Regions from separate parts of the Homo sapiens genome. Here region 1 is linked to region 2. A link is an interaction called in ENCODE POLR2A ChIA-PET data of the cell type or tissue named here. Cell type or tissue: CD4-positive, alpha-beta T cell. All regions are shown on one strand.

Region 1 (2,500 bases), 270 kb after region 2:
CCCTCAAGATCCCAGGGCTGGCCCGGGCTCCAAGGCTTCAAGGACATCCCAAGGTCAGGCTTTTCCCCACAAGGGAGGGGGCGGGTGGTAGGAAAGGGGCATTAGGAAAAATATAAGAGAGCAAGGAGAAGCCCAGGAAAGGGCGGCGGAACAAGCCCTAGCCCGAGGCGAGGAAAGCGGTAAGCTTTGCCATCGTCACTGTTCCTACGGGGCAAGAACGTGGAGGAGCAAGCGCCTTCCCCTGAAAAATGCTCCCGTCGCTTCGCATGGCTGCAGCTGTTCCGGGCTCAGAATCAAGGTCGCCCGATAAGGAGAGACAGGGAAAGTGTTAAGGGGGCATCAAGCACCGCGGAGGGGTTTCCCTCCTCGCGAAGGGCGCCCCGTTTCCCAGGACAGAAACCAAGCTCCCACTTGCGAGAACCCTGGGGCTGTACATGGGCCGGCCCCCACCCCTCACTGCCTCTTAGGATCCCCGCCAGGGCTAAGGGGCCCTAATCCTTTGCCACAGGGGTCCCTGCAAGAAAAGGGGGAGAATGGTCCTTCATCTCGTCCGGCTTCCTCCCCCGCCATGACTCAGCGCGCGCAGCCGCTGCATTGCGCAGTTAGAGGACCTCAGGCTGGAGGGGCCGGGGAGCCTGTGTGTGCCTGGTAGTGGGGAGACGCTGGCATGGGATGGGGGAGGCCTCCACGCGGACGCCCAACCCGCCACTGCCCCCAAGATCCCTCTCCACGGTCCCTGGTCCCCGCACGTGAAGAGGGGCGCTCACCTGGCACAGGAGAGGGGCGGGTGTGCAGGGTGCGGCGGCAGAGGGCGGCGGGCTGGCGAGTGGATTCAAGGAGAGAACGCGGGACTCGTCACCAGGACCCCTTCTGCGGCGCGTTCCGAGAGGAACGCAGCCGATTTAGCCTCGGAAGGGGCGGCGCAGGAGGCGGGCAGGCGGAAGGCGGCGCCCGGCCTTTTAAAGGCACCACTCCGCCCTCCGCCGAGCTTTTTCCTTTACGAGGAGCGGGCGGCGTCCAATGGCAGGCGACGGACTGGGCTACGGGCCGCCCCCGAGAGGCGCAGCCCAGAGGCCGCGCTAGGAAGGGGCGGGCGCCGAGAACACGATCCCTCCCCACCCCCCTCGGACGTGACTCGGACCACATCCCGCGGGTCGCTAGGGCCCTCCCTTCTGCTCCTTTCCCCCAGCCTGGCGCGCTCTGGGGCGCCGTGACTCAGCCAGAATGTTGGCAATGGGGGAGGGCGGAACGGGGAAGTGGAGGACGCGGATGGAAAAGTCGGAAACGAAGGAAGCTGAGTTTCGCCTCCCAGGCCCAGCGCGCGCGGCCCGGGGCCGCCCCAGCTTCCGGTCTTCGCGGCTGCAGCGCGTGTCACCATAGGGGCCACATCGCGCAGTCGTGCGTTAGCCTGCCTCGCCCGCGGGCTGAATCGGCGCGGAGCCGACACCCTGTCACTGGCCCAGGCGTAAGGGAGGCGGAGGAAAGGGCATCGAGAGGACACGCAGGGAGCGCGAGAAGGCGGCGGAACTAGCGGCGCGCGGAGGCGAGACCTCCCCATCCGAGTTCCAGGCTGGCAGGCCGGGCTGGGTCGCGCATGCGTGCGCGCTCTCCGCCGGGCCGCCGCAGCCAGGCTGGTAGTCCTCTGCGCCACAGAAAACCAGAATGCGCGGCTATGCACCGGCCGCTGCTCGGCCTCTGGCATGCGGGGTCACAGTTCCTGCCAAACGTCTTCCTTGAGCCTGACTTCCTTCTCCAAAAGAAAATCCGTCCCCGAACTGATCTGCCTCCCAGATGCTGAGCCCCCTGCTCCTATCGTCCAAATCTCCCCTCCTCACCTGGACCCCATCTGGACCCTGTTGGCCCAACCCCAACCCCATCCCCACCCCGGCCCGGTCCTGCAAGGGGCCCACCTGCGGCGAGGCCGAAGGAGCCGGCAGAGCCTGGTCAGCAGCGAGTGAGCTAGGGGTTCCCGGGCTGGTTATAAGGCAGCTCCTGCCCGCCCCACATGTGTCCCCGATCTTCTCTAATGACCCCTGCCCTTTTCCCGCCACGGATCCTCTGGCAGGGACCTATATTTAGGGAAACCTGAAGCCCCTGACATTCACACTATCGTGGGGCCCGGCATGGGGGAAGGGGGAGGAAGACTTGGGTCGGCCCTATTGATGGGGAGGGAGCCCCTGCCCACTCACCGGTGCTTCAGAGGAAATTCTTCCTTGGAAATCCAGACGGAGGCCCTTGGTTGTCAAGAGAAATAAATCTTTGGCCAGGGACCTGTGGGAAGGAAAGGGGTGAGGGGACTCGGATCACGTGGCCTCCCTGCCACCCTCCCTGGCTCCTTCTCTAATCTCCCTCCTCCCTTGACTCCCTGCGGTGATGGTGGCTGTTCTGATTCTCTGGAGCCCTGGTTTTTTTTAAGAAGGAGAGTAGATACTGGCACTACACTCACCTCCTAAAATAACGGAGAGTCCGTGGACGGAGTGTGGTTGAGGCACCCCTGCGT
Region 2 (2,500 bases):
TGTGAGGAGGGACTGACAGGCAGGCTCAGAAGTACAGGAATGGGACTGGCCAAAGCGCTGCTGGGTAGACAGGCTGGGGGAGCAGGGAGCTTCTGTCCACCCACCAGGGCTCCTGAAGTCACAGAGTCCTTGCTTGCCTCAAAATAGGTGCGATTTGATTCATTCATCCTCCCCGGAAACAAGATGCCCTGTGGCTTGGGACACTTCCAGGTCATGCCGGCTGTCTTGGCATAAACATTAACGGGGCCACCTTTCTTTCTTTCTTTTCTTTTCTTTTTTTTTTAGGCAGAGTTTCACTTCTGTTGCCTGGGCTAGAGTGCAATGGCGTGATCTCAGCTCACTGCAACCTCTGCCTCCCAGGTTCAAGCAATTCTCCTGCCTCAGCCTCCTGAGTAGCTGGGATTACAGTTGCCCACCACCATGCCCAGCTTCGCCGTCCAAGAGCCTGGGGCCGTGGGGGGCGGGGCTGCCTGCTATCGGCCCCGCCCCGCCGACAGGACCCGCCTCTCTCCCCAGGCCCGGCGGGGCCGACCCCGCCTCTCGCTCCCAGCTTGCCGTACGACAGCGGCGGCGCGGCGGGCGGAGCCGGGAGGCGGGGAAGCAGTGGCCGTGTGAGCGTGAGGAGCTGCCGCCACCGCCTGCTCCTCGTCCTCCTCGTCCTCCGGGGCCCCAGCGTCGTGGGCCGCGCACGGCCCTGGAAGAGACGTCGCCTCGCCTTCATCCGCCTCTCTCACCGCGCCGCTCCCTCGTCCTGCCCTGCGGGCTCAGGCGGAACCCGGAACGGCCGTCCTCTTCCCCCGCCCTCCGCCGCCGCCTCCTCCTCCTCCTTCTCGGCTTCCTCCTCAGCCCCGGGCCGGAGCGGGGTGTCGGCGGCGGCCGGTTCGGGCGGCGGCGCTTGGCCATGTCGTGTCGGGGAAGGTAATGAGCCGCAGAGCCCCGGGGTCTCGGCTGAGCAGCGGCGGCACCAACTATTCGCGGAGCTGGAATGACTGGCAACCCAGGTGGGTGACCGGCCCGGGACCCCGCCCCGACCTCCCGGGCTCCGCCTCGGGCGGGCCGAGGCCTAGGGCCGCGGGGCTGGGAGGCGCGGCCTAGGCCCTCCACCCACCGGAGCCGGGCGCGGCTTCCTGGGTCTCCTCCTCCCCGGCTAGGGGAGGAAGGCCGCGGGGAGGCGAGGCCTAAGTGCCTCTCCCCTCCCTGCTTGTTCAGCCCGGGGCTGAAGCCGAGCCCCGGGGCTCCCGGCGGTGGCACTGACCTAGGGTCGGGACCAGGAGGTGAGAAAGAGGCGGGGGTGGTGGGGGGGGCATTCCACTTACCGCCTCCCCCTGACCCCGAGTTGGGAGATCCTGAGAGTCCAGGACCCTCCCTGTTACTCATTCACTTTCTCGGTTCCCCAGTCTTTCAGCCGCCACGTGAGAGCTCTTGTAGCCTCTGTTCCTTTCTGTGACCCCCACATGTTAATATTGAAAAAACCAAAACAAAACTCCAGCCAAGGCATTGCTCTGACTTTAGGCAGAACATTCATTAGTGGAGCATGAGATGAGATTGTGTGACTGTTGATGGGATCGACCCACTCTGGTCTTGGGCGATGGAAGTTTTCCCTAAGTGCAAGGCCGGTTACTCTGGTGAATCGTAATTCATACCTGGACACTTGAGTGAACTCTTTGGGCACCCACTTAGAAGTCTAGAGAATTTCCTCTTTTATGGAGGATTTGATCTCAGACCGTTTTGGGGCTTAGTTAGATTTGAATATATTAGGAACATTAACTTTTTAAATAAATGTAATTTCCTATCTTTTTGATCAATGGGGGGAGGGTAGCTGTGCCTAATTTAGGATTGATTTATTCTAACCTCTCTTACTAAATAAATGCTTGTATTCAGAGTCTGTTTGGAATTTAACCCAATGCTTAGAACTCCTTAAATATACAGAAATATATTTTAGGGGCAATTGATTCATGGAACTCTCCTGCTTTGGAGCACAATTGTATTATAATTGTCCGGAAACTGGCCAGATAATGTAGAACGCACAAGTTGTTGAGAAGCCCTTTTGTTTCCTGATAGTTACATGTAATTCCAGCAGTATTTGGAAATAATTTGCTAAGATGTTAGAATGTAACATTTGAAGACTCATTAGAAAAATCAATAAAATTATCTTTGGCTAATGGGTAGTACACATCTTAGTCTGTTTAATATGCCTTTCCAAAAAAAACTGTGTCTGTTGAGAATTGGTGTATATAACTAGATGACTTTAATAATTAGTGCCTGAGTCTAGAATTGAGATGTTTAGTCGTAAAAAAAAATATTGTTCGATAAACAGCGTTGGCTTGTCTTGTACCACTTAAGAGTTTGTGAGTGCTTTAAATAAAATTAGTTAAGTATTTTTCTTCCTATGATTGACATGCTTAGTTTTGCCTTTTTATTGAAATGTGTGAAATTTGATTATCTGGCATCTAACAAATCAGGTGGTAAATGAATGACAATGGATTTTCTATTATTTTTC

Evidence for each region. Peaks named below come from ENCODE experiments on the same cell type or tissue, not always from the same donor. Only the 100,000 strongest peaks of a DNase experiment are listed, where the experiment ranks them.
Region 1: POLR2A ChIA-PET joins it to region 2 with 12 read pairs; 6 of 35 experiments call an interaction of 5 or more read pairs at or near these places.

What each region holds. Positions count from the first base shown.
Region 1 is chr16:30,064,195-30,066,694 of GRCh38, reverse strand. ALDOA (aldolase, fructose-bisphosphate A) reads right to left here and starts at 935. Exons shown (of 10, transcript NM_001243177.4): 1 at 768-935. It overlaps LOC112694756 (uncharaterized LOC112694756), which reads right to left. Exons shown (of 14, transcript NM_001365304.2): 5 at 2,447-2,500; 6 at 2,190-2,271. RefSeq lists silencers at 618-797, 838-1,107 and an enhancer at 1,104-1,884. In CD4-positive, alpha-beta T cell, no CTCF peak of the experiment used is centred here; DNase peaks (open chromatin) are centred at 1,044 and 1,494; H3K4me3 peaks cover 2,500 bases; H3K27ac peaks cover 2,500 bases.
Region 2 is chr16:30,333,476-30,335,975 of GRCh38, reverse strand. It overlaps the pseudogene SMG1P5. Among named protein-coding and RNA genes, the nearest start is that of CD2BP2, 21 kb to the left of the region's middle. RefSeq lists an enhancer at 45-144 and a silencer at 375-1,194. In CD4-positive, alpha-beta T cell, no CTCF peak of the experiment used is centred here; DNase peaks (open chromatin) are centred at 135, 645 and 1,168; H3K4me3 peaks cover 2,004 bases; H3K27ac peaks cover 682 bases.